Linked DNA regions of Mus musculus: all the other regions are linked to region 2. Evidence: chromatin loops called from intact Hi-C (ENCODE). Cell type or tissue: gastrocnemius. All regions are shown on one strand. Region 1 holds the start of Klf9 (Kruppel-like factor 9). Region 2 holds the start of Zfand5 (zinc finger, AN1-type domain 5). Region 3 has its middle 57 kb from the start of Zfand5. Region 4 has its middle 71 kb from the start of Zfand5.

What was found. A loop is a pair of places that touch in the nucleus more often than their neighbours do. Peaks named below come from ENCODE experiments on the same cell type or tissue, not always from the same donor. Only the 100,000 strongest peaks of a DNase experiment are listed, where the experiment ranks them.
Region 1: it touches region 2 in a loop (11-fold over the local background); 6 of 42 quality-filtered maps call a loop at or near these places.
Region 3: it touches region 2 in a loop (2.4-fold over the local background); 3 of 42 quality-filtered maps call a loop at or near these places.
Region 4: a loop joins it to region 2, with 2.3 times the contacts of the local background. A loop is called at or near these places in 3 of 42 quality-filtered maps.

Annotation. Positions count from the first base shown.
Region 1 is chr19:23,136,262-23,144,261 of GRCm38, forward strand. Klf9 (Kruppel-like factor 9) reads left to right here and starts at 4,965. Exons shown (of 2, transcript NM_010638.5): 1 at 4,965-5,998. The coding sequence starts at 5,494. 2410080I02Rik (a long non-coding RNA gene) reads left to right here. Exons shown (of 2, transcript XR_386610.3): 2 at 1-850. In gastrocnemius, no CTCF peak of the experiment used is centred here; DNase peaks (open chromatin) are centred at 408, 4,791, 5,366, 5,845 and 4 more places; H3K4me3 peaks cover 6,756 bases; H3K27ac peaks cover 8,000 bases.
Region 2 is chr19:21,267,655-21,275,654 of GRCm38, forward strand. Zfand5 (zinc finger, AN1-type domain 5) reads left to right here and starts at 4,624. Exons shown (of 6, transcript NM_009551.5): 1 at 4,624-5,088. It overlaps LOC115489044, which reads left to right and starts at 3,804. Exons shown (of 2, transcript XM_030251153.1): 1 at 3,804-3,836; 2 at 4,121-5,088. The coding sequence starts at 3,804. The coding sequence ends at 4,813. RefSeq lists an enhancer at 6,430-7,189. In gastrocnemius, no CTCF peak of the experiment used is centred here; DNase peaks (open chromatin) are centred at 3,716, 4,524, 5,034 and 6,698; H3K4me3 peaks cover 4,779 bases; H3K27ac peaks cover 4,955 bases.
Region 3 is chr19:21,325,291-21,333,290 of GRCm38, forward strand. No RefSeq gene overlaps it. Among named protein-coding and RNA genes, the nearest start is that of Zfand5, 57 kb to the left of the region's middle. In gastrocnemius, no CTCF peak of the experiment used is centred here; DNase peaks (open chromatin) are centred at 3,867 and 4,667; H3K4me3 peaks cover 521 bases; H3K27ac peaks cover 4,393 bases.
Region 4 is chr19:21,339,441-21,347,440 of GRCm38, forward strand. No RefSeq gene overlaps it. Among named protein-coding and RNA genes, the nearest start is that of Zfand5, 71 kb to the left of the region's middle. In gastrocnemius, no CTCF peak of the experiment used is centred here; no DNase peak of the experiment used is centred here; H3K4me3 peaks cover 990 bases; H3K27ac peaks cover 2,170 bases.

The sequences.
Region 1 (8,000 bases), 1.9 Mb after region 2:
TTTGCGGTAGGCTGCTTAGTGGAGCAAGAGTAAAGTAGGGCGTCGTGGAAGTTTTCGCGCCGGAGCTCCCCGCCCCCTCCAGACACTGGGTGTTAACTCAACCTGGCTACAATCGGTTCGCCAGATCCGGCTTTATCGGATTGTTTCAAATCCAGGGACGTCGCTCTAGTGAAGAGCCCACCCCTTCATTCCTGTCTCTATTCTTCCTAAACTCACCACCTTTCAGCAAAACGAACACAGCTTTCCCCAGTAGGCCCTTTATGTGCTCTGGGTGAGATTCCCTAAAGCTGCTGAGCTCAGGCCGGGAAAGGGCGAGGTGAGGATCTATCCCAATGTGAGGTCTGACACGTGATCCTCTACCCCCAGCGGGCCATCTGTTCTTTTTCCTTCCCGCCGGGAGGCTGGCAACTTTGTCTGGGCAAGGTCCACGCCTCTCAGCAGGAAAATACCGAGAAAAGCCAGAATCGGCAGAAACCTGTATCTACAGCATGTGACTTTAAGCTGAACTTCGGGCCTAGAGCTGGGACCATACTTGGCCATCTGTGTTTTAAACTAAGTGCCAGGTGATTAGCCCCACCCAACAAGATGGGGGAAGCCCTGCTTCGGGCTCAGTCTAACTCTGTCTCCAGAAGAGGGGCCCAAGAATCGGCAGCGTTAGCCTGGAAACACCTTACCGGGGTTTACCTAGGAAAAAGAACAGATTCTAAGCCTCTAGGCCACTTCCTACAGAGCCGTGTAAGAAGGGGGTGGGGGTGAAATTATGAATTAGGAAAAAAATGGCATGCTAATTTTAGCTTTTGGGAGGTGGCGGCAGGGAGTTGGAGGCTAGCCTAGGCTCTGTTTTTTGAAATAATTTTGAGGGGAAAAAAAGCATTCTCGTTAAGTACTGGCTTTAAGGTTCCCGAACCTTCACCGTAAGGTGACACAAGCAGATGAGGCACTGTTCTGAGAGAGCAAATCTTACTCTAGTGTTCCCCCTTCTCCATTTCTGTGTGAGACAGAGTCTCACATACCCCATAATCTCCTTTTCTCTTCCTCCCTAGTTCTGTGACTTCAGGTACTACAGGTGTGACATTCTACAGGCCCACCCTGGCCTCTAGGAATTTTTATAAACCCCTGCATCTCGGGAGTCTGAAGAGACTGCAACTGTGTTAAATCTAATCCTATCAGTCCAGTCCGCAGATAAGAAAATGGCTGGGAGAGGTGAAGTGAGGTCACAGATCTCATTTAAGGCAGAAGAGGCCTTATAGCCTTCACATTAATTCTACTGGGAAGCCTTGTAAACAAGGCTCACTGTTCTGGCTACAGGCTAATAAGCCATAGCCATGGGAACTTGGAAGATACAGCATAGGGTAGGGAGACTGTGCAAAGGAAAATAACATGTACTAGAAACAGTTACAATCTTTGGGTTCTCTTGTTCCCCTGGGTGGGAGTATTTGGAGTAGAAATGAATGAAGACTAACTTGGGAAAGCGGACCTCTTAGATTTATGTGCCATAATATTAACAGGATATTTTGCCCAACATTTAATTGAGATAACAACATGCTGGCTAAATAGCATTAGCTGGTTTTAATCATAAAACTATTATAGTACATTTCAATACAGATAGAAAATATTGTTTAAAAATACAAGGAAAAAAGTCATGATGTGGGAAATACCACTTCTGGTGCTCTGTGTTATCTATCAAACACACGTATGATTCGTAACATGTGCATGTAGCTATCATCCTATAGAGGACAGACTCCCTTTGTGTTTTGGTATCCCCTCACACTTAGTTCATTACCAGGAATGAATGGTCAGAGAAGGGGAGCACGGGGTACAATGGCAGAATTGCCGACTTTGAAGGGACTTTCTACAACAACTATGCTTGCAGATCCATAAGAGAAATTCACATGGATGAGATCTGCTTTCTTGGTGTTCTTTATAACTGAATTGGGAGTATTGAGAGAGTGTAGTCGGGATCCTATGAAGCTAAAGGGCACTAGAAAGAAGGCAGCTAGATGTAAGGGAAGTTAAAGTTTGCATTTAAAAAACCCTGAGGTTAGTGTATTCAAACTCAGAGTCTTTAAGGGAAGATAGAGGCTCCTTCTCAGAGAATAACCTGCCCTTAATCTTTGGTAGCCTTTCAGGCCGAGGCCTGAGGAGACTTCATGAGTGAAACTAATACCAGTGGAAATACAAGTGTGGGAGGCTGTGTAGGCCTTTGACCATGAGGCTCTTCAACTGATCCCATCTATGCTGTGCCCTAGGGAGGCAGGCAGAGGTGCAAATTCCTAGGGACAGACTTTATCCTAGGGGGTAAAAAAAAAAATCAAAATTAGGCAGAACCAATCCTTCCCTTTCCTCCTTTTCTTTCTTTTTTTCCTTCATGTTTTTATGCTTTTCTTTTTTCCTTTTCTTTTCTTTTTCTTTTTCTTTTCTTTTTCTTTCTTTCTTTTTTTTTTTTTTTTTGAGACAGGATCTCACTCTGTAGCCTCCTCAAATGCCTCAAATGTTCCATCGTGCCTCAGTCTCCTGAGTACTGGGACTTCTGGTCTGCACCATCATAGCCAGCACCAGTGAATTCTTTTCTAAAATTAAGATTATCAGAATGTGGGCTGGAGAGATGGCTCAGTGGTTAAGAGCACTGACTGCTCTTCCAGAGGTCCTGAGTTCAAATCCCAGCAAACCACATGGTGGCTCATAACCATCTGTATGGCTTTAGTGTACTCATATACATAAAATAAATAGGTAAATGTTTAAAAAAAAGATTATCAGAATGTGCTGGACAGTGGTGGTGCACACCTTTAATCCCAACACTTGGGAGGCAGAGGCAGGGGGATTTCTGAGTTCGAGGCCAGCCTGGTCTACAGAGTGAATTCCAGGACAGCCAAGGATACACAGAGAAACCCTGTCTCAAAAAACCCCCCAAAAAGGCAAGATTTCCAAGATGGCTTCCCTGCTATACACTATTGTACATATTCTCTCTATATCTATATATGAATCATATACATATATATATATATATATATATATATATATATATATATATATATCACATGGATGTCATAAGGGTCTTGGGCCTGGGTCCTGCATGAAGCATGTCCTCTGTACTCTCATGATGTGATGTGATGGCAGTGATATTTCTCCATGGGTTAGCACTTCCTGTTATATTTGTTCTTTTCCCAGGAAATGACCTTGTGTGGTGTCTTTCCTGCATAACTTTAAAAGTCAAAATAATTTACCCTACCCTTCAAACTGGAAGGGTTCTTCTGAGACCCCCCCAGAGAACCCGGTGGAGGTATCCAAAACATTAAGGGTTAACCACGAGTGGGAAAGTTGGGGTTAGATATTGTGAAGTTAGTGTCTCATAGAGAAAAAGTGCCTTTCATACTCAGGATAAATGGAGGGATTTTTTTTGGGGGGGGGTTCGAGACAGGGTTTCTCTGTGTAGCCCTGGCTGTCCTGGAACTCACTCTGTAGACCAGGCTGGCCTCGAACTCAGAAATCCGCCTGCCTCTGCCTCCCGAGTGCTGGGATCAAAGGCGTGCACCACCACCGCCAGGCAATGGAGGGATTGTAAACCCGCAGTGTTGACTGTATGCCCTGCTGTAGATCCTTAGCTATCATGATGGAAAACAACCCAGCACTCATCTCAGGAAGAAGCACACTGAGTTCATCAGACTCCCAACCCCACACTAATTGTTGACCAAGTAAAGCCACAAGATTCAGTTGTTAAGGCTCTCTGGATGATTCCAGTTCTCAGGACTATTTAACACAGTTAATATTTCACAGGGGTGGCTCCTCTAAAGCAGAGTCAGGAATCGGGAACCCTGTGCTTTTTTTTTTTTTTTTTTTTTTTTTTTTTGAGTTCTGCGGTCGTCTACCTGATAAGGTAGACCAGTCTTGTTCTCTACAATTGTGAAGCAAGAGGAAGGAAAGGCTTGCCCAGCAGGAACAGGGAGGAGTCCCTACAAAGAAAAGGATTTTTTCAAGTTATGCAAATGCAATGTCTTATTGGTCTCAGTTTATGGGTTAAGATAGCTTCAAGACAGAGCGAATTTAGAGTCAAAGGCGCCCAAGGAAGTAGGAGGTTTAGCAAAATGCCAAGATGGCGGTGCTTTTGTGTAAGAACCATTTAATACGGAACCGGATCTTTTGTTAGCTGTGAAAAATTTTAGATGAATTTCTCTTGGTTAATGTGTGGGGTGAAAGAACTTTTAAACATCTAAGTGCTGCATTCCAAACAAGAACGAATTGATGCTGTCTCATCCGAGTCTGTCCTTGGACAACGTGGCCTGCCATATCGAGGGTTTAAAATTTGACTCACACTTAGTTTATTAAGCACCCCGTCCTTCCATCTATATTTTAGAGTTAGCACCAGCAACACAAATATGAAAAGATCTGTCCGATTCACTTCTGCTCCGCAGGTTTACAAGTGTCGGGCGCTTCCTTTTGGAACGCCCTTCTGATTGGCTGAGCCAATGCCAGTGACATCAACCAACTTACTTTTGATTGGAAGCCTGGTTGCTGGGACTGTAGCGTTTGCAGGAAGTCACTTAACTGTTTGAGGGCTGGGAACCCGAAGTTGAAGTTCTGTTTCGTCCCTAGGGATGGGCGTAACTGCCTAGGGGAGAAGCGTTCCCAAGCCACGCCAGCTGGCACGTGGGCCGGGAGGCGTAGGCGCGCGCGCGGTCTGGGCGGCATCTGCGGGGATGCGCAGCCGCTGGTTGCCGGGCTCCGAGCAGTTTCCCTTTTAAATGTCAGCGTTCGGGGCTGGAGGGGCAGCACGCGGCGGCGGAACGGAACGGTCGGATTGGCCGCGCGCCGTAGTTCTAGACGCACCTCTCCACCGAAGGGCCCTTCTGACTGGCAGGGGGAGAAAGTAAACAGAGTTGAATCACCCTCCCCACTGGCCAATTGGAGGGGGCCTGGATTGTGACGTGATGGGATTCTGCGAAATTGTTACTGAGCTGGAGAATGCCGGAGAGGCGCGGCGCGGCAGGACCAGGGGCTCAGCGGCCGTCGGCGGACGCGGGAAGAAGTGTCTCGTAGGCGCGGAGCCCCACTCAGCCCCGGCCCCCCTCGTCCGCGTACTCGGCTGATGCCCCGGGGCGTCAGCTCGGCGGAGAGGCGGTCGAGGACGTGCGCCTGGCTCGCAGTTGGCTTTCTCTGGGACTCCGACACGTTTGCAGTCGAATAAACTTGCGACCGCCACGTGTGGCATCTCTCCGAGGAGGGCGCGCCCATCGTGGGATCGCGCGGGGCGCCGGGCAGGGCGGCGGCGACAGCGGCGGAGCCGGCCGCGGCTGCTGCGTGCGGAGGCGCTGCCGGTTACGTAAAGATGAGGGGCTGAGGTCGCCTCGGCGCTCCCGCGAGTCGCAAGCTCCCGCGCCCCCGCCCCCTCGGCCGCGCCGCACCGCGCTCGTCGTCCGAGGCCAGGGCAGGGCTAGCCGAAGCTCCGCAGCCACCTTCAAGTTTGGCCGCACCGCCCGGGCTGCCGTCGCCCGCACCATGTCCGCGGCCGCCTACATGGACTTCGTGGCTGCCCAGTGTCTGGTTTCCATCTCCAACCGCGCCGCCGTGCCGGAGCACGGGGGCGCTCCGGAAGCCGAGCGGCTGCGACTACCTGAGCGCGAGGTGACCAAGGAACACGGTGACCCGGGGGACACCTGGAAGGATTATTGCACGCTGGTCACTATCGCCAAGAGCTTGTTGGACCTCAACAAATACCGACCCATCCAGACCCCCTCGGTGTGCAGCGACAGTCTGGAGAGTCCCGATGAGGATATAGGATCCGACAGCGACGTGACCACCGAATCTGGGTCGAGTCCTTCCCACAGCCCGGAGGAGAGACAGGATTCTGGCAGCGCGCCCAGCCCACTCTCCCTCCTCCACTCTGGAGTGGCTTCGAAGGGGAAACACGCCTCCGAAAAGAGGCACAAGTGCCCCTACAGTGGCTGTGGGAAAGTCTATGGAAAATCCTCCCATCTTAAAGCCCATTACAGAGTGCATACAGGTTAGCGGCGTCGCCTCTCCCCCGCTTCGGGCTTTAGCTAACCTTTGGCCGGCCAGCATTCCTGGGCGCCCAGGACACCGCACTCGGCCTAGAGGCTGCAAACATTTTGGAGAAGATGCTGCTTAACTCCTGCACTCTCTCCTTACTTGGCTCCAACCTTTAGGAGCCACCCGAACCCACCCCCACCCCCCCAACCGCCGCTCTGAGCAAGTGGCTTGCGTGGCTCGGCCTGGAGCCGGCCCGCCCCTCCCTTACCCGCCCCGCCCCCGGGACTCCGTACCCCGCCGCTGCGGGGTCGCCCCACCTGGGGAGACGCTGGGGGGTAGGGTAGTCAAATGGCGCAGCTTTTATCCCATTCCCTGGTGGGGTTGCAACGGAGGGGTCGGCCTGGGAGGGGAGCCGCACTCTGCGTGAATCGTTTTAGGATGACTAAGGACTCATTTAACTGGATGGCGGCTACTTTTCAGGGCTTGCCAAGGTGGTTTTAAATTTGGCTAAGAGTCCCCTGAGAGGTTTAAAATAAAACTGCTTCAGGCTGCAGGGGAGACTGATGAAGGAATGGATGGTGGATTAACTTCTTGACTAGTTAGCTTTCCTAAGGAACGTGATTCAGTGCTGATCTGTTCCCATGTGACTTATTTGGTCTCATGCCTGAAGCCTTAGGAGAGAGGTGTGGTCTTTGCTGGAGTTCAAGGCCTCACGGATGAGTGTGGGGGCGTTCCTCTTAGCTGTAGGCCACGCAGCACACCAACGTGGCTGTAAAACCATCTGCTCTAGGGAACTGGCTTTAGGAGCTTAGTAGGACCCTGGTCAACTAGCTCTGGTGGTTCTAGTTAAACATGCCTAGAAAAAGGTGGAAGGCGTTCACATATGAACAAGTGTTGAGGTCAGCTAGGGAAGGGTCGTTTGTAACTGTTGTTATGATCAGGCAGCGGGCCTTACCTTGTCCTGAGACCGCATGTTTCAGAGTTGTTGGCATCGTGTCCAAAGGTGTTGAGGGGTTTGGTGTGAGACATTGGCATTTTGTAGAAGAGGTCCGGAACCTTTCTTTGGTTTCAAAATGATACTCGGTGGGATTTTCAGGTTTGTTTGCTATTGAAAAGACTATGTAGCCACCTGCCCTTTTTTATTATCCTTTGGAAAGTGAGTCTCTGGGAGGTGGCTGCCAGCATCAGAATAAATCTTAAATTTCCTAGTGATAATGAAAAGCTAGGTGCTGTTTGGGGTCCACGTCTAGGTTGCCATATGAAACTGCACCTTTGTAAGTTTGACTCTATAATAGCAGTTGGACAGGCCTGTACCCTCAGTGGGGGGGTGTGACCTTTAGTAGGGCTCTGGGAGGTGAACAGAGGTATAATAACTCAGCGAGTTACTCTCCACAGCTGTTGGGCGGGCCTGGCCATGTCAGCCATGTTCCCAGGGTTCAGTGGCTCACATGGACACCCACGGCCACCTTGAGCAAAGGCATTTTCTCCTTCAGGAGGACTGCCCAGTGGATGATGCAGGTGGGGAGGCCCGCAGTGCCTACTGTGGCTCAGCAGAAGATACCCAGCATTCTGGGCCATTTCAGCTGAGTGCTTTTCTCGGGCATTTATAGAAATGGCTGCTCATGTGTGCGTGCATGCGTGCTGCTCTTTAATTCTCCATAAGGCACGACAGCTCAGCTGTTTCAGGAGAACCTTTCACACCGATCACAGTTGAAAAGGAAATTAAGTAGGTGTTCTTCCCATTTTAAAATGCTACAGTCATACCTTTGGCTCTAGTGGTGTGGTGATTTCAGGGGTCTTAACTTATGTTTGGGGGGGGGGGCGTTGGGGATAAGTACTGCTAGTGTGGACAAAAATGCCAGCCGCTACAGATAATGCCTGAAGTGTTTTGGAGAGGAGGCGCATGCCAAGTTGAGTTTCTGGCGCTTCCATTCTCAGACAGCTTCAGGTTAGCTCGTGGTTGGGTGGGGCAAGCAGCTTCCGGATTTTCTCTCTGCGACTTCTTAAATCCTGAA
Region 2 (8,000 bases):
TCTGCATAATAATATTATATACAATATAAAAGAATGTGGAGTGGAGTTATGGAAATTAGCATGAATTATAATCACTGAGCATATAGTATATCAACTGTTCATAAAAGGAAAGCCATAAAAATAAACCAAAGCATAGAAGAAATAGAACTTATTTTTGAATTACAGCTGGGTAGGTGTTAGCTGTCATATATTGTTTGTCCTATCCCTCCCCCCCCTTCTTAAAAAAAAACACTTTAAACTTAGAATGTGTTGGGGTGGTGGCTATGTCAAAGTTCACATAAAGAAGTCAAATAACAACTTTTATGAATTGGATCCTCTCCCTCTGCCATGTTGGGCCATGGGACTGAACATAGATCACTTGGCTTGGCAGCAGGCACCTTTATTGCTGAGCTATCGTGCAAGCCCTGGATGCTGCCTTTTCAAGTCGAGTTTAGCTTTTGGTGTTCCATTTTGTATTACTACCAAACATGTCTAAGAACACAAATAGGAAGTCACACAATTTTTTTTTTTACTGTGAAGTTTGTTTTAAATAGTCAGGTTCTTTTTAGTTTTGATAAGAGAGGATCTGAAATAATTTGTAGATGAAAAACATCCTTTAGTAACAACAGTCAGTCATGCAATAGGAGAAGAAATTCCTTTTGTATACTTTTTAAAGAGGAAGTGGGGTCCCTGATTAGAGATCAGGCCTGGCTATAACTTGAATATGCATTGGAGCCACTGCATGCTGAGAGTTTAAAAATGAAATGGTCATAAATCGGTCACCTTGGGTCTGAGTGACAGGATCCTGTTGCTCCATCCTACCTAAGATCACTTGGCTTTAAGAGCTTGTCTTCTGTGCTGGGGATGCAAGGGGAGCTGCAGAGGGGCATGGTAATGTTCTTTACAGCAGCAACATTTATGATCTACGAGAGGTCAGGGAAGCTTGTTTGTTTGTTTTTTGTTTGTTTTGTTTTTCGAGACAGGGTTTCTCTGTATAGCCCTGGCTGTCCTGGAACTCTCTCTGTAGACCAGGCTGGCCTTGAACTCAGAAATCTGCCTGCCTCTGCCTCCCAAGTGCTGGGATTACAGGCGGGTGCCACAGGGAAGCTTTTTAGGGGTAATTCTTAGGGGGTTAGGAATGCTTTGACTCCTGCAGTTCCCTCTATCAGTAGTGCCAACTGTTGGAATGGGCCAAGGTCATGCTGACCATGGAATTTTCCTTGCAAGCGTTTCGGACATTTTCTTCTGTGTTGACCCTTCCCTTTGTGGAATGTACACTGGAGTCCAACCTGTGGTTATTTGGCCTCTCTGATAGAGAGCAGAGGTAACCCACTGGTGCTATAGAGCCCATTCAGAGCTGGTCCACAATCCCTTGGGATCTAGCTGACCTGAAGGTAAGGACCAGACTGCTGGCTTTCCTTTTAGCTCCGATAAAAGTTTAATTTCCTTTGGGTTTTACATTCTTTCCTCGCCTATACCCTTTCTTTTTGGCTTGGGCCTTCAAGTACAGTTATTGAACACTCAGAAGATCAGTCACACCAGTATTGAAGATCAAATAATGACTTAAAATTTTAGTTATTGCTGGGCGTGGTGGCACACGCCTTTAATCCCAGCACTCGAGAGGCAGAGGCAGGCGGATTTCTGAGTTCTAGGCTAGCCTGGTCTACAAAGCGAGTTCCAGGACAGCCAGGGCTATACAGAGAAACCCTGTCTCGAAAAACAACAAAACAAAACACACAAAAAAAAACCCCCACAAAATTTTAGTTATTGTATGACACTTAATATCTTGACAAATTTTTAATTATCCCTTCAGAACTTCATATATGTATACAATCTATTTTGATCTGTATCTACCCCCAACATATTCTCTTCTAGCTTTGTGGGATTTTATTTCTTTTTTAAAAATAACTGAGACCAGTAAGTTTTGCTCATGCGTGCATAGGTGTGGGGTCATCAACAGGAAAATGGGTAACCTACATGGGGCCATACTAACAAAACTTACCCTCCTCCCCCATAGCGGCTCAGGTGTCCAGAGCTCCTCCCCATCCATGCTAGAAGATGGCCTTCCACTGCACTCCTCCCTGTCTTCTGGCTCTTACATTCTTTCCTTGCCCGCCCTCTTCCATAAAGTCCCCCCTCTATCTTAGGGGACAATGACATAAGTTAATTATCCTGATTTGAATTCTTTTTAAAACAGGAACTCACTATGTCACCCTGGCAGACCTGAAACTGGAAGCTGGAATTAAAGGTGTGTGTGTGTGTGTGTGTGTGTGTGCTACCACACCCTTCTAAAATAGTTACATTTTTAATGAAAACACAGGAAGCTGTAAACTGAAACTGGATGGTTTGGAACTCCCCATCTGGCTGCTGTACCCCTGGAGATTTACCTGTCTCTGCCTCCTGAGTGCTTAGATTAAAACTGTATACCAACCACTACAGCCATTTTTTTTTTTTTTCTTCCTAGTTTGGTTTTTCAAGACAAGGTTTCTGTGTAGCCCTGGCTGTCCTGGAACTAACTCTGCTACCACTGCCCGACCTGCTGCCTTCTTTTTTGAGACAGGGTTTCTAGGCAGCTTTGGCTGTCCTGGAACTTGCCCTGTAGACCAGGCTGGCCTTGAACTCAGAGATCCATTTGCCTCTGCCTCCTTAGTGCTGGGATTAAAGGTGCGTGTATGTGTCACCATTAGACTTAGAGCATGTGGGTTTTTTGTTTGTTTGTTTTGTTTTCTCGTTTCCTCCCAAAATATTGACATGGGGTTATTGGTCCTCTTTAATCTCTTGATCTCTCAATCTCTGTCTGTGATGTTCCATTCCTTAACAGACTCTGCTTGTGCCTTTACTAACTAGACGTAGGCAGGTCTCTGTGAGTTCAAGGCCAGCTTGGTCTAAAAGGCAAGTTCCAGGTCAGTCTGGGCCACACAAAGAGACCATCTCAAAACAAACCAAACTCTCTCTTTAATAAGCTTATCAGAACAGCTCCTAGTAGAGACGGCTGGAGCTGAGGCTTCTCTTTCTTTCTTAAAACTCTTGTCACACTGCATACAATTTTATCTGTTTGTTTATGTGTCAATATTACCATGTGGTCACCATAAATGCATTAATACATGTAGACAATATACTGATTTTAAATTACTCGGATTTGTATTACTTGTCAATTTTAACTTACACTATTGATAAGTTTTGTTAGCATCAACAGCTTGATTTTAAAATGACTTTGTTGTTTAAATTGGACAAGATAAATTATAAAGCTCTTCTTTTTAAAATGGAAGAATAAAAAGAGACAGACAATAAGGTATGCTCTATTTAAAAAAAATCTCTGAAGTTATTTTTATCCTCATAATTACGGTTTCCATTAGTCTCTAGCGCTTCAGGCAAGAGCATCCTTCATCATGACTGCCTTACCCTGACAAATGGACAGGGAGGGCATTTTTCTCAGTAAACTGCTGTGATAAATAAGGAGACCCTAAATGAAAAATAGATGACACTGAAATGGCTGGTAAATGGTAGCAGTTAGTTTTATTATTTACTAGTTTACAGAAATAAATCCCAAAGATCCTAGGACAAATGACCCAAACTAAGTCTGAAATACATTACTTGACCATAGCAATATAACCCCGAAATAGGTTTTTAAAATGTATTATGTACCGGTTAGTCCACTTGCTGTGCAGGGAGCAGTTAGATTTGGAGCATCAGGGCAGCACCCCTCCCCCACACTACTTCCACAATATCACAAATACAAAATCTAGAAATGAGGTTCGTGTGTCCCAGTCAAGGCCAACCCTAGGGTACCTTAGAGATAGGCCTAGGGTTTTTAAATACCCGAAATGAAGGACCCTAAGTGCATAAATGCCGTTAAGGTAGCCCTTCAAGGCCTACGGTTCTTAAATACCCGAAGTGAAGGACCCTAAGTGCATATTTGTAGCTAAGGTAGTAGCCCTTATGGATTTCGGCAGAGACATTTTGTGACCAGAACCCACGGAGAGACCAGCAGAAAGCTTCTTCTGTTCGTGCTCTGGGCAGGTACCCAGCACCTTGCCCTTGCCTGGGGTCCGGCTTGTTTGTCCCTCTTGCTCCATCTCATCAGGCTTGTCAGGGTTCTCCGTGCTTCACTGGAATAGTAAATTTCCAGGGGTTTCTATAGGCTGGCTTAACAGTTCAGAACGGCGGCGCGGGGCTGGGGCTGGTGGGCGGTCCTAGCTCAGAGCTGGCAGCGCACCGCGACCTTGGGCGGTGGCAGGCGGAGCTGCGGCGACACCCGGAACCCTGCCAGCCTCCTCCGGGCCGTGCCTTCCCGTCCCGCGGGGAGGGGACCCCGGCGGAGCTGGGGACGAAGCGTGAGAAACTGGGCTGGTGTGGGTGGCTGAGGGCGGACAATAGGGTTAAAAATAGAAGCGCTGCCTCCGTGGACCCGCCGCAGCAGCTCCACCCAGGGCCCCGCGGGCCGGAGGGTGACTGGGCGACGGTGACCGCAGCCTCCGGACTCGCCCCGCCCCCAAGTGCGGCCCCGCCCCCGGCTAGTGCCTGCAGGTCAGGGGCGGGGCCTCGTCCCGCGACGTCATCGCGCCGCGGGCGTGCCGACCGGGTTTTCGCTGACGCACAGGCCCCGCCCCCGCCGCCCTTTCCCTCAGATCCCGAGCGCCGGTCAGAGCCAGAGCGTCAGTCGTCGGGATCGCTGAGCGGTGTGCATCTGGTCAGGCGTCCGCTCGCTGCCCGGAGTCGCGCAGAGTCTCTGGCGAACGCGGAAGCCCGAAGAGCGCAGTCCTCGGGCCCCGTCGGCGCTCAGGCCTCTCCGCGCGCCTCCTCACTCGGCCGGGACGTCGCTGTGGAGGCGTGAGGTGCCGGCGGCCGGGCGCCTGGAGCGGCGCTAGCCCCGCGGCCTGCGGTTCTTCTCCTCCCCCGCCGCCCTCCCACCCGAGCTGCGGCGGGGCTCGGCCGCCTCGGCGCTTCTGCACGAACAAAGGAGGCCTCCGCGGCGCCAGCGCAGCTCCGCCTGCGCTCCGCTCCGCTCCGGCCCGCGGCGGCCGCTAGCCAGCCCTTCCCGGAGGCCTCAGCCCGGCCCACCGCCCGGCGTCGCGCGCCAGCTCGCTAGTGCATCCGGGCCCCCGCAGGGTAAGTGGCGCGAGCCGGGACGGCGCGGGGGCGGGAGCACGCCCGATCGGCGAGCACAAAGACGGGCCCGGCCGGGCCAGCGGGCTGGACGGGACAATGCCCGGCGTGCCGCGGCGCCGGGTGCCGGCCGGCCGACCGACCGACAGGATAGACAATGGCAGAGGCGGCTACTGCCGCGCCTGGCTCCCTGCACAGCCGAGTTGTTCCGGCGAGGGACCGTCGAGTGCATGACTCAGTGGTTTTTGGAGCAGGCCCTACCGGGCTTCCCGGAGCGCGGCCTGCGCTGCGAGGGGGGTGGGGGGCCTCTGGGTCCCGAACTCGGTCGAAATCGCTGGAACCGGGACTGACGGCTCTTCTCCCGGAGGGTTTTTAGTTTTTTCCAATGCGGTTAAGCTTCTCCCTCAAAATCCTTTGCATGGAAGCAAGTCGAGCGCCTCTCCCTTTGTTTCTTTCCTACGTGAACATTTGTGAAGTTGACATTTTGCTTGCTTTCCGTGCACTCCGTGTAGTTGTATTCTGAGGGAAGGTATTATAAGCTAACTGTCGATTGGAGCTGCCTAAGAATATTACCTGAGATAATTAGAAGAAAATAATATATAGGTCAGAGCCTCCTTTCTTAAAATCGGTATTTAGTAATCAAGGGAATAGTAAGATAGTAATTAATTTTATCTTATTTTGATTTTTTTAGGTGAGATTTCATTATTCAACTGCTGAAAATATTTCACTTTTACATTTCAAGTTTGTTTTTGAAGTGTCTCGCCCCAAAATAAGGGATTTCTTTTAGTTGTTCTAAATTGTTTTGTGGCTGGAACCGGTATTAAGTATGGAAAGAAGCTCTTAGAAAAAAAAAACTATTTGACTGTTTGGCAGAGGTGTCTGAAATCTGGAGACTAAGGACTTGCACAAGGTCAGGCTTAGTAGCACATTAGAGTTTAGAGTTCGGGTCTGACCTCGAGGTTAGGGAGTGATCTTGCCATTTTGAACCATTGCCATTTTGAACCATGGTATGCACCTGAAACAGCTATTCCATACTTTAAAAGAAAACTTCATTCATTTCAGATTTTGAGTTGGAAAATCATTTTTAGTCCAGTGAGGTTTGTTTTAAGCTATGAGCTAAGAAAGAAAAAGCGTGAATTTAAACAAAACAGAGCATTCTAGCTATGCGGGAAAGGGTTTATGGATGACAAAGTTTTTAACAACTTGTTTTGCACCACCCCCGCCCCAGCCCCAATGTAAGGACAATACAGTATATCTAAACTAACAAAAACCCTATAGTTATAGTAACTGTAAAGAGTATTTGTGCTTCCATTCTTTCTCCTACTTATTGTGCCTACTTACTCTCCCCTTGCCCCACTTTTAATATTCACAATTTACTTTATGATTTATTCTGCTTGGGTATTGTGGATTGAAGGTGAGGCTGTTCTCTGATCCTGCATTAGAAAAACTTGGAGGCATTAATTGCATTTTGTTATGTGAGATATGTGAATGCTGCATCGTTAGTTCTTGGGGTTGTGTAGGAGTTGGCAGGCTCTGAGATATAAATAGAAGCTGATTTCAGAGGCCCCTGTTGACTAGGCTTTATGTGAGAGCCTCCATCCAGCTCAGCTTGTCACATTGCAGCCTTGTGACAGGCTGAAGCGCCCTCCCATGTGATCTAAGCTTCAGAGAAGTATTAAAGCAAGCTGTGCACATGTGATGGCATTTAAAATCTGACTTACTAGAAGGGAAGAAAACTATTGTCTTAGTTCTTGATATTTCTGTGTCTCTGCCTAAGATTTTAGTTGTTTTCTTAAGATCCTTATCTATGTGGGAGGAGGCCTTGGGTGGGATATTCTTCTTTACCATAAGAAAAGTGCTTTCTTATTAATAACTAAGGATTGTTGATGTGATCTGTTTGTTGGTCTTTGGCCGGTGTCCTCTGAAGTAGTCTAGTAAGTGAGATTAGCATAGTTTCTCGAGCAGGCTGATAAAAGCCTAACTTTTTGCATAGGGTAAAGGGCAGTACACTGCCCGGTGAAAATGAAGATATATAATTTATTATTTGAATCTTTTTTTTTTCCGATGCTTATGTTTTATGTTACACTCGGCATTTTAAAACCTCAGCTAAAAGTGTTTATTAAACTGCACAAGTAATCTTGAAATATTTACACTGTCCTGCTCTGAAATGAGTCAGCTAAATTCCACTCACTATTTAAAGAGACAGTGTCAACTAAATTACTACTATTGTTCTAAACTGTGGCTTTTAATCACTGCAAACAAGCTTGATTTGCTCAAAATAAGGTGCCCTTGTGCTTGGGTGGGGTAGGGGGAGGGAGATTGCTGTCCTTTAACTATTCAAGACCTGCTACTCATTGTCAGGATTCTGTCCTGGTCAAATTGATTATTTTCCTTCTTTCATTTTTTAATTTTGGTAAAGAGTTAATTGGGTGTTTCATACTGTGTGATATTTGGGAAAAATGGGTGACCACAATTTCCTTTTAACCAAATACTGCTATATTTTTTACAAAATTTTTCAAAGATAAATTTTCCTAATGTGTATTTTTCTCTTATACAGTGGGAAACTTAGTAAATTTAGCTCATTTTAATGCTAATGTAAACAACTTTGGAAAAGTCATGGTATAGTTGCTATTTTAAGTTTTCTGGTAGCCTAACATTAAATATTAATCATGACTAAACATTTTTTTTATATTACTTTACTACATTAAGTTTTGGCTTAGAAAAATTTGGGGCTTTGACAGGAAAAAAAAGTACTTTTAAAAGTTAATAGACACTGGAAAAATTTGGGGCTGATAATTTTCAAGTTTCTAGATGAGGTTACAGGTAGCTGCCTTAATGGAAGTATTACTTGATGGGGCCCAACCAAGTATGTCTTTTAAGAAAGGTACTGCTGGGTGTAGTCTTTAAAAAGTTAT
Region 3 (8,000 bases), 58 kb after region 2:
TCAGAAATATTTCTTCTAAAGTGATATTCATTCTAAGTACCTGATCCTTTCTCCACCAAGAAAGAAGAAGAAAAAGGAAAAAGAAGGAGGAAGAGGAGGAAGGGGAGGGGGAGGAGGAGGGGGGGGGAGGCAGCCTAATGGCTAATTTAGATTGTGGAGGCAGCCTGTTCTCACCAGTTTGTGGCATATGGGAATTTGCCAAGTACTTCAGAAAGCTGCTAGTTTTGACTGGTGTCAGAAACGGAAGAAAGCTGTTCAACAGACCCAGGCTGCTGTGCATTTGGTTCGTAGGATTCATACCATGATACTTGACATATTAGTGGCAAATAGAGTAGCTGTTTGGAGACTTTGGTAGGCCACAGGGCCTACCAAAATAATAGTAGAGGCCATTGGAATTTCGGAGCAAACCCTACCATCATCTTTAGACATCTATTCTCCACTTAAGAGACATGATCTGCTATGGTGTCTTCGTAAAGACTGAACATTTGACAATGGGTTATCAGATAAGCATCCCACCAGAAGTTCCCATCATGAGCTGGGTATTATTTGATACATCAAACCACAAATTGGCATGCATCTCAGCAATGTATACAGGAAAGTATTGTCAAGCAGAAAAACTACATGATCGGGCCTAAATAGGTCCTAAGCACATGAATGAAGTTATGTGAAGAAGGTGACCAAGTCCTTTTGGCTTAGTCCACATGCTATTGCTGCACTGAGACACCATGACCACAGCAACTCTTTTTTTAAAAAATTAAATTATTTTATTTATTTATATTCCAAATGTTGCCCACTTCCCAGTCGCCCCCCCTCCCTGGGTTCTTCACCTCATTCCCCTCCCCTTTGCTTCTGAGAGAGTTTCTCCCCCCCCCCCACACACACACACAGCAACTCTTATAAAGGAAAACATTTAACTGGGGCTGGCTTACAGTTCAGAGGTTAAGTCCATAGTCATCATGGTAGGAAGCATGGCATCAGGCAGGCAGACATGATGCTGGACAGTGGCTGAGAGCTCTACATGTGGGTCTACAGACAGTAGACAGAGAAAACTGGGCCTGGCTTGAGTGTCTGAAACCCAAAGCCCACTTCCAGTGGCATACTTCTTCCACCAAGCACGTACTCCAGTGAAGTCACACCTAATCCCAGTCATGTAATGCCATTCCATAATGGCCAAGTATTCACATATTTTAGCCTATGAGGACCATTTCTTTTTTTTAAGATTTATTTATTTATTTTAAGTATATGAGTACACACTGTAGCTGTACAGATAGCTGTGAGCCTTCAACTAGTTGTTGGGAATTGAATTTAGGACCTGTGCTCGCTCTGGTCAACCCCTCTTGCTCCAGTCGGCCCCGCTCACTCTGGCCCAAAGGTTTATTTATCATTATAAATAAGTACATTGTAGCCGTCTTCGGATACACCAGAACAGGATATCAGATCTCATTACGGGTGGTTGTGAGCCACCATGTGGTTTCTGGGATTTGAACTCAGGACCTCTGGAAGAATAGTCAGTGCTCTTACCCACTGAGTCATCTCACCAGCCCCGAGGGCCATTTCTATTTAAACAACCATACCTGTGATTCCTACTCTAGCTACAATGCTTTCTATACCTAAAAATATAGATCTGGTCTCGTGGGGTATTGTATGACTGCTTGATTCAGGACCCAGTTTACAAATGGTTCTGCATACTATGCAGGCACCACCCAGAAGTAGATAGCTGCAAACAGTACATCTCCCTTTGGGACAACCTTGAAGAGCATTCGTGAAGGCAAATCTTCATCATGGTCAGTTTAGAGGAATTTTAATCCAGCAACATGGCTGTACTGGCAAGGGAATCACATCCAAAGACCTTCCAGGTCAGTGTGATCTGACTGGAATGCAGACACGCCGCACACCTCTAATCCCCGGGCTAGAATACAGACAGACATGCTCTTAGTTCATACTTTTAATCCCAAACAACATAAGTAAGGCTAGTTTGTAGAGGGAAACAGCCATGTTTGAAAGTGATGTCTAATTGAGTGAAAGAAAGACTTGATAGAATGGGTCAGAGATAGGATACACGCAACACTCATGAGAGCAGGCAGGATAGATTACTTCAGAGCAGCACAGAGAGAGTTCAGGCCATGCAGTGGAGTGGAGTTTGTTCCTGAGTTCCTGCAGTTTGTGACTGAAGTTCAGTGCAGCATAGGCAGTTGTAGTCAGAGAATAAGAAGGAGCCAGAAGATTAGAACTCATTGCCAGAGTTAGTTTGAAGCCAAGCAGAACAATCCAACGAGAAGCCGAGAGAATCCAGTTCTAATCAATCAGCTTGGAGAGAATTTTGGGACAAAGCAGCTGAGTTGAACCAGCCAACCAAAGTTAAGGCTGAAAACAATCGAGGACCAGGTTAGCATCCAGAGGCAGGAAGCTGAAGCTTTCAAGGTCTGGACTTGAAGAAGATTAGATTGTAACTGTAGACTAGAAGCTTACACTCCTAGGTCTAGGGATTGATAGTACAGAGAGAAAACTGCTCTGGGCTCAGCACAAGCCATGTGTATGGTTCTTGTCTCAACACATCATCTGACGAAATAAAAGTAACAGTTACAGGAAGAATGTCAGATAGTATACAAGATTGCATTTTGCTTGGACAGAAGACAGCCAGATGGGAAATTATATACTGTTATAGTCAGTGCTGATTGTCAACCTAAGAGGCTCTAGAATTTCCTAGGAGACAAGCTTCTGGCCATACCTGCACCAGACTATCTAGATCCGCCTATCCCATGCCTGTGAGTGATTATCTTGATTCACTAAATTGCAATAGGAATATATCCCTAAAGTTGGGTGGTACTGTTCCCTGGGTTTGAATCCTGAATTTCATTAAAAGAAGATACACACACACACACACACACACTCATATAAAATAAACAAATTTAAAGGAAAAGATTGGAATAATATGAAAAAGAATCATCATCTCATGTTGTCAAGTAAAATAACAAAAATAAAATATGCCCAGATAATCATAGCTAATTTTAAATATCAAAAATACCACCCTAAAAACAATTCACAAAAATAAACCAAGGGAAATTGCTATCGTTTTGTCTGAGATTCAGGACATACTCTTTATTAATCATTATTTATATCTTCTCTACACACACGCCTCTCTTCACCACTGAACATTAGTGGCGAATTATGCACTGGGACAATAACTAGGTTATAAAAGTCTAGCCTGGACTGGGTAAACGGAGGCAGCTGCCGCTCTGGAGTCAAGGAGGAACTGTCTACCCACAGGGTCTCCATGAGCTCCAGCAGGCAGTGAAGTGAGCCACAGCAATGTCACAGGGGACACTGGATTCATCCCGCTATTCTAATGATTAAGATCACTGTGAGGACAGGGCTGTCAAGTACTCATATCAAGGGTTATCCCAAACATTCGTTCAAAAGGGCAGCAGAGAAAACTAGAAAGAAAACTCAACTCACTATGTTTTATAATCTACAAGATGTCTCCCATTTTAACTCGTTCAGGCCAGAATACACTAAATATAAAGGCAGTTTTTAGAATAGAATCCTGCTCCTCTTCCCTCTTGCTCCCAAAACAATGTCTCTAATAAATCCCTCGGATACAAAACATATCGAAAACAACAGCTCTGGTAAAAATAGGGGTCAGACCATGTGTTCTGCTCGGCCTCATCCACGCACATCGGAGGCTTCTCGCCGAATAATCTGGAAAGTGCTGTTCAAACAATCTAAACTGGCTGAGGGGCTGTCTGGCATGGAGCACTGTCACCAGGGCCCTATTGTGGTTTGAAAGGACAGCCAGGAAAAGGGACCCAAAAGGAGCAGCTGTGTCTACATTCCCAGCTACTTGCATGAAGCATCTGCGCATGTCTCCAGCCATCTCCCAAGGAGGAGCCCTGACCTTCTGTGAGCTGGCATTACAGAGGGATTGTGGTCCAACCCTGGGCCCAGTGGGTCCTGACAACCCTGTTGTTTACCGTTCATCAGCAGGTGGCCGTTCCAGCACCCTTTGATTTCTGTGGCTCCGGAGCAGTGGGTTTAGACCTCAGATGAATAAGCAGCGGCTCCCTTGGTGTTGACTGGCAGTGGTTCCTAGTGGCCAGGGCCAGGCAAGGTTTAAGAAGGATTAGGCGTAGATTAGAAAAGGGTGGAGGTTAGAGCTAAACTTTACAATCCCATATTGTGGTCTCATAAATGCCTTGGTTTCATAAGAGGATGGCAGGTCGACACCCTTAGCCTTACTGCTCCAGATGTAAAAGCTGGGAGCCAGCTGTTCTTCTCTAGAAGGCCAGGACATGTTGCATGTGGTTCTCTTGTCAGAGTTCTGGATCCTTGGGAATGTGATGAAGGCCCTAGATACATATATATTTTTTTCCTATAGAGCTGTCACAAGTGCTTGGCACATATGAAAACTCTCAATCTCTGTCTCTGTCTCTCTGTCTCTGTCTCTCTGTCTCTGTCTCTCTCTCTCTCTCTCTCTTTCTCTTTCTTCTTATTCTCTTAGGTTCTGAACCACTCAGGCTGGTGATATTCAGAGGATCTGCAGGGCTCAGCACAGGGAGGCCACATTTGTCCCTCATGGAACTGGGATAGGTGTTCTGCCAAGGCCCCAGCAAGTAGCCAGACTCTTCAATGACCCCTGTCATGTTGAATGGACCTTGTCACCAGGCCAGGTTTCCTTGGCAGTCTGGCGACTCGCTGGGGGCCCTGGCAGGTGTTCTTGTTTATTACACAAAGTCTTGCTCCATTCCCTGGCGACAGCTTGCGGACCAAAACTATTTCATCTCCCAGGGCAAACAGGTGAGAGGAGAGAGGGAACAAAACAGAACAAAACAAAACAAGGCAGACAGCTTTTTAAGGCATCGCTTTCTAGGTTCCCTGAAAAACTGTCCCCTGCTCTGAATTAACCGAGTGTTTGTCCACAAGTGAAAGAATTTGTGTGAACCTACCCCCATGTCCCCTCCCCAATTCATTCTCTCTCTCTTTCTCTCTCTCTCATTCTCTCTCTCTCTTCGGGGCTTGTCCTGAAAAACTTAAGAGGAGGCTTATACTCTCTACACCCAAGTAATTAGTCTCATCCTGAGGGTCTTATTTAGAGAGGACCCATGACATTATAAACATGGTGTGGGAGGTGGCCTAAGGAAGACCTTTACTGCTGCGACCTTTACAGCTCCTGTCCACCTCTAACCTTTACCACACAAAATCCTGGCTCAGTACCCTTGCAAGCAGACTATTGGACCCTGAAGAGCCCAATCTGCCAATCACTTTTTGGGCAACAGCAAATAGAATGTGTTACCCCTCCTAATTCCAGTTTTCTCTCAGGTTAAAAATGGTAGTTGTTTCCTGGCCCAATACTGAGAATACAGAGCAAGCTGTACCATATTTCAAACTCCAAGTGAACTTTCAATGACTGTGGACTGCTAATAAGTAATTCCTTATCCTTTGGAACACCGCCAACCTGTGCTGCTATGGTCTGAGTGTGTGTGTCACCTCAGAATACACTACTCTAATAAGTGGCCAGCCTTTGGGAGGTGATGAGCACACAAAAGTGGAGCTCTCCTGAGTGGGATCCGAGTCCTTACAGAAGAGTCCTAGCAGGGGCTAGAGCGATGGCCCAGCAATTCAGAAGAATTGCTCCTCCTCCAAAGGACCTAGGTTCAGTTCCGAGGACCCATGCCAAGCAGCTCACAGCCACCTGAAGCTCTTGCTCAAGAGGATCTTATACTTTTTCACTGCCTGCTTGGGCAACTATTCGCCTAACACACACAAACACACACACACACACACACACACACACACACACACACTAAATGAATAATAAATCTTTAAAAAAAAAAATAAGGCCTCCGAATCCTCAGAGAGTTTTCTTGTCCCTATCCATGGTATGACTATATAGCAAGGGGGTCCAAAGAAAATCCACACACAGGTCCTCACCAGAGACAGAACGTGATGGCCACTTGACCTTGAGCTTCCCAGCCTCCAGAGTCTTATGAAATAAATAGGTGTTTTGTAAATATGCTGTTAGAGCAGGACAAAGAGCTTAAGTGCCAGAAACACACATACAGGCTCACTACCATTTATTTGCACATTTATTTACATGCCACATGCTAACTCCAAGCATGACAATTAAATATTTGTCATCATTTAAGCATTTGGATGAACACTCTAATTCTTAGCAGGAAGGCTGGGGAACACAGGATGTTCATAGAGTACTGTAGAGTAAATAAGTTTGCAAATATTTAAGCCCCTCTCTCCCCTTTATTATCACCTTTAGGCCCATGGAAAGGACGGTAGAGATTTCTGTAAAGATTTATTACAGGTACAAGATGTCCTGTGCCATTTTCCCAGTGGGATCTTTTCCATGACCTTCCCAGTGGGTACCATGACTGTCATTACCACACTTCAAATGTTAACAGAGGCTCAGAGTGGTTAGGTAAATGGCACAGGTCCACAGGGCTCCTAAGTAGAAGAGCTAATTATAAATCTAGAGCTTCTTGCTTTACGTTGCTGTCATCTCTCCGAGTTCTTCTGGGAGTGTGCTTCTCCTCTTTCCACTCCCTAAAAATGATATGTTTCGTTCGAGAGTCCGTCTTTGCTTGCTTCGATAGGCTTGACAGCCACCCCACCCCAAGCACAAGTTTCAGATGGCCTAACATTGTCCAGAGCCAACGCGAATTTATTTAAAGCTGGCTTCACGTGGCCTCTTAAACTGCTGGATCATTTATACTGTAAACACCCATGCTGAGGAAAACCTAGCAGGTACGTCCATCCTCCAGTGCATCTCAGTGAAGAGGGAGAGGTGACAAGGCTCGCTTCAAGGCCCACAGTGTTTGTTCTATATGGAGAAGTAATTCAAACTAAGCATAGACTTGGTGTGGGACTTTTATAAGCTCTTATGTGGTGGTCTCTGGTTAACCCTTCATCTCTGGTGGCCCTGAGCAGTTTGGGATCTGCACTAAATTCCTTTAAGGTTTGTATTTTTCTCTTCTCCTGAAAGTGATAGTTTAGAAAACAAGTGTTGAAGAAGCCAATAGAAATACACCCACAATTCTTAGTGCTTGATCTCAGCTCAAGTTTAAAACTCATCTGTGTTGGAGCAACTCTGGCACAGCTACTTTGCAAGGAACCAGAGAGAAAGCCCTGACTCTGGAACAACATAAGGATATTTTACCAGCAGTCATTTGAATGGAGTGGAGTTAGGGAGACATAAATGTTCTCTAATGAACAGTGAAGCCTGCGGCACTCATAAATACTCTCTATTCCATGGCTAGCAGGACTCCTACTGGGGTGGTTTCCATAAATAATGCCCCACATAGGCTCACATATTCGAAAACTTGGTCCTGGTTGGTGCAGCTACTTGGAGAGTGTGTGGAGACTTTAGGAGGTGCACAACTGGAGGAAGTATGTTACTAGGGGTAGGGGTGGGATAGGCTTTGAAGGTTTATCGCCCCACTTCTTATTTGCTCTCTACCATCTATGTATGATTAAAGGAGACCAGCCCCCTTCCTGTGCTGCCCCCATGCCACAGTTTTCGCTGTGACAGACTTTAGACCCGGAGAACCATAAATCAAAATAAACTTTTTCTTCTTTTAAGTTATTTTTGGTAAGAATGCTTTATCATAGCAACAGAAAAGTTTGTGTGTGTGTGTGCGCGCGCACGCATGCGCGTATGTATCTGTGTGTGTTGAAATAGAATCTCACTATGTGGACCAAATGGCCCCAAATTTATGACAGTCCCGCCTCCACCCTTGAGATTATAGATGGATGGGTGCCACTGTGTCCAATAGATCTGGAATCTTCAGATTTCATAACTGTGAAGAAAAAGCAACTTCATTAGTAATGTGATTTCTCATTCACCATTTTTCCTTATTTTCCTTCGATTTATATAAAGTTAAGATGTATAACTAAGAAAATTATTTTAAAAATCAGGATTTTTACGACTACCTTTGTATATTTGCAGTATAGAACACCTGCATTTTAGGCAGCTGTGGTCCATGGAATTCCCT
Region 4 (8,000 bases), 72 kb after region 2:
CAGTTTCTAAATGTGTTCTCTCTGTCAACAGATTTGGCAAAATACAGTCTTACAAATGGATTAATGATGGGGATATATTCTAAGACACATACCATTACTTTGTTACATAAAGATGGCTGTGATATCACTAGGTAACATAGTCTTCTGAACCCTCACCATATATATGATCCATCAGCAGGAGAAATATTGTTATATGGTACATGACTGCATTTATTCAGAAGAGACCTTGGGCAAGTACATCCAGAGAAATAGCAAGTAGTACTTGAACCCCAATCTCTCTTTGGTTTTCTTCCCTGGTGACACAACCTCTATTTCTTCACTTCAAAACTAAATAAGGTTTAGTACAAAGCAAATGGGAGATAACAGGTTTGATTATTATGTTTGTGGTGGTTTGAATATGCTTGGCCCAGGGAGTGGTACTATTAGGAGGTGTGGTCTTGTTGGAGTAGGTTTTGGCCTTGTTGGAGGAAGTGTGTCACTGTAGAGATAGGCAATGAGACCCTTCTTCTAACTATGTGGGAGCCAGTCTTCTAGCGACCTTCAGATGAAGATGTAGAACTCTCAGCTCCTCTTGCACTATGCCTGCCTGAACGACGCCATGTTCCCTCCAGCCTTGACGATCATAGACCGAACTTCTGAACCTGTAAGCCAGACCCAATTAACTGTCCTTATAAAAGTTGCCTTGGTCGTGGTGTCTGTTCACAGCAGTAAACCCTAAGATAATGTTCAAAATTCACACAAATATTTGCTAATCATCTTTCAGGAAGGAAAACAAAAGCAAAAACCAATTCAATAGGTCAATACATACACAACAACTCACATGGTGAACTAGACACGGTCTAAGTAGAGTGCAATGCGTTTTTACATGTACACAAGTGTAACCACTATCATCAAGATCCAGAAGACATCTGGAGATGGCAGGGAATTTTTCTATTCTAAACTAACAGGAGGATGGCTTTTGTCTGTGAACTTAATCAAGAAAGCACTGTGTACAATGCTTTTGAAATTTCTGGAGGGTCAGTGTGGAGACTGTGTACAATGCACCTATCACTTTTTACATTACTGCTCTCTGCCACAGCTCTCCTGTCTGTGGCCCTTTTAGCCGCTGTCTCTCCGAGGAGTTCTGGTCCCAGTGTTTTGAATCAGACGATCCTCATCTCTCCAACTTCAGGACTGCCCTCCCCAGTCACAATGACAGGCTTCAGTGTGCTGCCTTAAGCAGACTTGGGCTGAAACTGAAGACGGAACTGGGCCCACCCTTTCGACTAGTGACAGCAGCTGAAAGACAGGCGACTTAGCGAAAACATCTTGCTAGAACGAGCAACAGTCATCTGAGAGGGAGTTAGGATCAGGGAGAAGAGAGCCAACAGACCCAGGGAAGGAAAGCTGAGCTGGTGACTAAGCTCCCGTGTCCACCCACACCCGAAACAGGATCCTCCTCCCAGCTCTTACTTTACACTGCCCAGTAGAGTCTCTTAAGTAAACTGGTTTGAATGGGGTTTTCTATCACTAGCAGTCCAGATGACCGGACTACCAAGTATCTGAAAAGCATTCTTACTCCCTATGATAACATGAGGTGCTTCCTACATCTCCTCTTCCTCCTCCCACTTCTCTTTCCCCTCCTCCTCCTTTCTTCTCCCTTCTTCCTCCTCCTCCCCTCCTTTTCTTCTCCTTTCTTCTTCATCACCCTTCTCCCCCTTCATTTTCCTTCTCTTCCTCCTCCTTCTCTCCCACTCCTCTTTTTGTTTGTTTGTTTGTTTGTTTTTGTTTTTTTTCGAGACAGGGTTTCTCTGTATATCCCTGGCTGTCCTGGAACTCACTCTGTAGACCAGGCTGGTTCTAACTCAGAAATCCACCTGCCTCTGCCTCCCAAGTGCTGGGATTAAAGGCGTGCACCACCACCGCCCGGCACTCCCATTCCTCTTAAAAGAGTAGGCAAGCTGAGTGTAGTGGCAGACACCTTTAATCCCAGCACTGAAGGGGCAGGTGGATCTCTGAGTTCTAAGGCAGTTTGGTCAGTTAGAGGCCAACAGGGACTGCATAGTGAGACCTTGTCTCAAAAGAGAGCTGGAGTGGGGGTGAGGAGGAGGAGGAAGACAACGAGGAGGAAGGGGAGAAGGGGGCAGCAGCAAGAGCTGCAACTGAATTATTAAAGAGCAGAATTGAAAAGTTATCTCTTCAAAGACAAGGATGAAATGTAGTGTCTTGATATGTTTTGCTTTCACCTCCACAAAACACTATAGTCCGCTATGTGTGATGGTGGGGAGAGAAAAAATAGTGAGAGGAAGAGACCAGATACACAGAGAGAGGTCGAAGGAGGGAGGGAGGGAGGGAGAGAGGATGAGAGAATACATGGTGTGGATGGAGGACTAGACAGGGGCTGGGGAGGATGGAGGAAGGAGTACTAAGCTCCACAGTGCACTGGCAAGGTACAGAATAAGCAGAATAAGAGGTGACACCTCCAAAAAAAAAAAAAAACCCACAAAAAACAAAAAGCCGGGCATGGTGCATGCCTTTAATCCTAGCACTCAGGAGGCAGAGGCAGGCATATTTCTGAGTTTGAGGCCAGCCTGGTCTACAAAGTGAGTTCCAGGACAGCTAGGGCTACACAGAGAAACCCTGTCTTGAAAAAAACAAAGAAACAAAACAAAACAAAAAAACCAAGAAGAGGTGACACCCCTCACCTCAAATTCAACACGTTTAGCAAACATGCTGAGTTCTACAAACTCACCTTAGTTTCCCCACAAAGATGGGAAAAAAACCAAAAACAAAAAAAACCAAACAAACAAACAAAAAAAACAAAAACAAAAAACAACAACAACCACATTGGCAGAGCAAAACAGGTTTATCTACAGTTTGGCCAAACTCTTAATTTCTCTTTTTCCTGTCTCATTGTTACAGTTTTATAGAAAACATGAAACTAAAGTCCAGAAACATGCATGTTAACAGTGAAATTTGTGCTCAGAATTACATGGGCCTGGGATTCCTAGACAAATTTTAAAACTTTAATTCTTTTGGGAGGTTGGGTTCAGAATTGGCCATGCTAATGCAAGTTCCGGGAACATAGAGATTGTTGAGCAATGCCAGTAGCTCTATAAGCCATGAGGTGGGGATTTGAGCATCTCTGGAACCAGGGCAGGATGCTTGCCTTATCTCTAAATCTGACTGACGATGACATTATTTTCTAGTAGACGTACTCAGCCAGTTCTAACAAGAACTAAAAGAGGTTAGACAGAGTGACACATGAGGCAGGGGATTGGTTGAGATCTGCCTGGGCTACATAGTAAGTTGAAAGTCAGCCTGGGAAATGTAGAGAGACTCTGTCTGGCTACATTTTGGGAGGTGATAAGAGAACATGTGATCACGATGTATTGTTTACATATATTAAACTGTCCAAGAAAAGATCAAAGATACTCTATTTTAGAATATAAACATTTAAAAGGGTTGTGGTAGCATAAATCTCTTGTATAGCTCTTATAAGGCTCAATATAAACAAACAAACAAACAAACAAAATAACCAAAGCATCCTTCAAAGTCTGGTGCATGGTGATATACTATCATCCCAGCAATAAGGGAGACTGACACAGAAGGATCTTGTCCTCACAGCCAGCCTGGACTACATAAAACCAGACCTAGTAAGCCCCTTTCTCAAAAGGACAAAAGACATAAACAAGTATCTACATAAAGAATAATAAAGAAATTTTTTCAAAAATGTCTTAAGGAATTTCAAAATCAATGAAAACTTCCACCTTTCTGATTTGTAAACACCACACACATGCACTTGACAGTGTTGAATGTAGCAACCAAATGCATGCACCTGATAATGTCGAATATAGTGCCTCTGTGTAATGCTAGGACTCTATGACCTTAACTTAGTTATCATTCTCTGAGGTTGCCCATTAGCCCCAGGTAAGACACTGATCGCCAAATGTGAAAACTATGTGCATTCTCTGCATGCAGTTGTTCTACCCTAACTTGGAAATTTCCACATCCAGTTACTGTTTGTGAAGTCCTATTGCACTTGTCTGTGAGACATGGACTGTAAAATAGGTAGTCTCTAGAAATTTCATGAAGGAAATACACACATACACACAGGTACAAATCAACACACATACCACAAGCACACACATAGAGGCACAAACACATATAAGTGTACACATATGCGCACACAGTCATGCACATACAAGTACAAGCACACACAGGTGCGCGTGCACGCACGCACACACACACATACACACACAGACACACACACACACACACAAGGCACTATATAATCATCACACTCTCCTTTGGCTAATTCCAATGGCAAGAAAGCAACAGTACCCCATGGAAGGAGTTACAGAGACAAAGTTTGGAGCTGAGACAAAAGGATGGACCATCTAGAGACTGCCATATCCAGGGATCCATCCCATAATTAGCCTCCAAACGATGACACCATTGCATACACTAGCAAGCATTTGCTGAAAGGACCCTGATATAGCTGTCTCTTGTGAGACTAGGCCGGGGCCTAGCAAACACAGAAGTGGATGCTCACAGTCAGCTATTGGATGGATCACAGGGCTCCCAATGGAGGAGCTAGAGAAAGTACCCAAGGAGCTAAAGGGATCTGCAACCCTATAGGTGGAACAACAATATGAACTAACCAGTACCCCGGAGCTCTTGACTCTAGCTGCATATGTATCGAAAGATGGCCTAGTCAGCCATCACTGGAAAGAGAGGCCCATTGGACACACAAACTTTATATGCCCCAGTACAGCGGAACGCCAGGGCCAAAAAGTGGGAGTGGGTGGGTAGGGGAGTGGGGGGGGGGGGAGGGTATGGGGGACTTTTGGGATAGCATTGGAAATGTAATTGAGGAAAATACGTAATTAAAAAAAAAAGAAAGAAAAAAAGAAAGCAACAGTACATAGAACCTACAGAAAAGGAGAAACCGGATATCACAGGTCAGGTTTACTGGAAAACAGAGATGGGAATCAGTATTCAAATCATGCCTTTGGGGGTGTTCTCGAGACGAGAACATGCATGAGGGAAGAAAGTAACCCAACTAGAAAAGCCACATGAAAACCAGGCATGACACGGCTTCGCAGGAAGCAAGGAAGAGATGTGAGCTTGTGGACCTATCATTGGAGGCTGACTGCCGAGGTAGGAGTGTGAATTTGAGTAGGCCAGCTCTGAGGACTGTCAGCTATCCTTCTCAGAAAGGGGTGGACTGATGTCTCTCTCTGAAAGGAGTTTCTGAGTGGTGGACTGAGCCTCACCCACCGCACCTGATACGATTTCCGGTTTTGGAATCAGTTAATCTGCAGATTGCCTGATCATACTGATTTCCCATTTTTCTTGGAGGTGGGATGAGTTTGGGATAAGTCTCCTTTTGAGCAGGAATGTTCTCTAGGTGTTGTCCGTTTATTAACTAACCTATAAAAGTTTCCACAAAGGGAGCATCATGTCAGCCAGACAATAGCCACTCTTACCTTGTGAGGATTGATAATGAGAGCCATGGCTTAGTAGTTTGGATCTATAGTCACACAGAACAGTCAAATTTCCCCTGAATGGCGTGAGCGCTTTGCATGTTTCCTCACTGACATAACAACATGCCCCATAGCTGAAATGCTTGGCTTCTGAAGGCTGCTGGCCCCTGCTCAACCCCTGCCACTGGTCATTAGAACTCCTGGAAACCAAGAGAACAGTATTGTCAAGCTTCTGGAGTTACAAAAAGAAAATTAGCTTACAAGAACCCCAGAATTCCAAAGGTAGATTTCAGTTGTGCTGATTTTTTTTTCCTTTTCTTCCATATTATGGGAAGAAAAACAAAAACAAAATCTCCCTTTAATTCTTTGTTAGGATTTCTTCAGTTTCTCACTGAAATAACTGTGGAATCCACAGGTTTTGCAAACATGCTTCCTGTCAGGTTGACAGGAAGGGCTTCTGGGTCTTATTGCTAAATAGACCAATGAAGAGAGTAGTCCCCATCACATAAGAAAGACCAGATTCTCAGAACCTCGATCTTTGTGTTGCATATGCAAGTGACAATAATTCAGGGAAGAGTATGGCTATGCCCAACAATCTGATTTCGAATCACCTAATAATTAGCAACCTCAGATACTCTCGATTAGAAATTTTCTCCTCTTTAGAAAAAGATGTCTTGCCATATTTCTGTCTCCTTACCTCTATAGAGTTGGTAGGGAGTTTGAAGACAGTGCTATGTAGATTTAATCACAGCCTGCCCCCCTTGATTATAGCCTGCATTTGGCTTGTTTGTCACACAAGGAGAAGTAACTTCAACTCTGTGACATGAAAGGACTGGACGTGCCAGAGAATTATGTATTCTGTTATTTGCTAAAGTTTACAGCTGAGGCTCAGGGTTAATGCTGAAATCCTCTAATCAGCATGGGATTGTTCATATTCAAAGCTGTGTTTATAATAGCAGAGAGTAGGATACAGGCACCTTCCATCTGCAAACTGAATAGAAACATACATCGTAATTGAAAGCCCCCTTGGATGTCGACAGATGAAGGACTTGAGGAGTTTGTTGCAAAGAAGATGAAAAAGTATTTATGAAAAGGGCTCAGTCCCAGCACTGGGGAGAACAAACCAGGCAGAGGACAGAGTTCAGTAGTTGAGCACTTTCTTTGCATGAACAAAGCACTGGATTCAATCCCTGATATGGCTGAGCAACTTAATAAAATATAATAAATTAACAGGGCTTTGAGAGATGGGTCAGTGGTTAAGAGTTCATACATGCTGTTTTTGCATAGGACCTGAGTTCAGTTCCCAGCATGGAGGTGCCTTACGAATGCCTATAGCTCCAGCTCCAGAGGAAATCTTCTGGCTTCTGTGGGCAACACACTTGTGTGCACTCCCCTCATATTCACAAAATTAAAAACCAAAACATAAATCTTAAAAAAACAAAATAATATAAATGTAAAATTTTCATCTAGGCTGACAGTGCTCTACAGAAGAGCCACAGACTATCTAACAAAAAACTTTAACATAATATGTGAGAAAACATCTTCTGGTATCAGCATCGTCCGAGAGACTCCAAAAACATGATAGGTTATAGCTATTGTTCTTGGTTGTCTCAGAAGTTAAGTCCCTTTTGCTACAGATGCCGCGCACTTCAGCTATAGGACCCAAGGTATCTGAGGTGGATCTGACCTGAAATCCTCCTGCTGAAGGACTACCTGACCTGAAACCAGAAGGCGCCTTGCAATCTTTGAAAGGAAGGAAGTAACCCAGTAATTCCATCCAGCAACGGTGCCTCTGGCCCACTGCAATGACCAGTGGTTGTGTGTGGATGGGCCTGGTGCTGTTTGTATGTTGATGCTAATTCTGCTCTCCTGGGAGGAGCTGCAGACAAGGAGTGTGCCATACTCAGGTGACTTCTTGTGAACCAATCCCCTAATGAATAAAGGAGCCAATCACTGGGAGAGTAGGTGGGACTTCCGGGTTGGCGAAGGGAAGAGAGGAAGCAGGAGAGAGTTAGGTCTTTTTGGACTGGGATAGCGTGAAGACAAGATGTAGCTACGAGTGTCTCCTGGTTTCCCTGGAGTGTCTCCCGGTTTCCATGGCAGATCCATCAGGATTCACCACTGGAGGATCTAGATTTAATAAGGCATACAAGTTAGGATTTTAGTTGTTGCACACAGCGATTGAGTTAGCGTTGTTTCTGAACTAAGTTTGTATTGCATTTTCCATCACACACAGCAGCAAAGCGTGGAATTGCCTGAGGTGCACCAGAAAGGCCGTGGGGGTACTGAAGCACAGGGCTGGTGTGGTAGCGACCCTCCAGTAGGAACCTAGGAAGCTGGGTGGAGAGATGTTGGAGCTCTGAGTCAGAGAGTCTCTATGAGATAAAAACATGTTGACCATTGCCCGCCAGTGCATGGCCGGCCAGCCCGATGGGTCAGAGAGTAGCAGGGCTTAGCCCAGAAATGTGCTGTTCTTTTTAATATTTCCCGCAACAACCAGCATGCTATGCTAACTGTAAAGATGCAATAGTA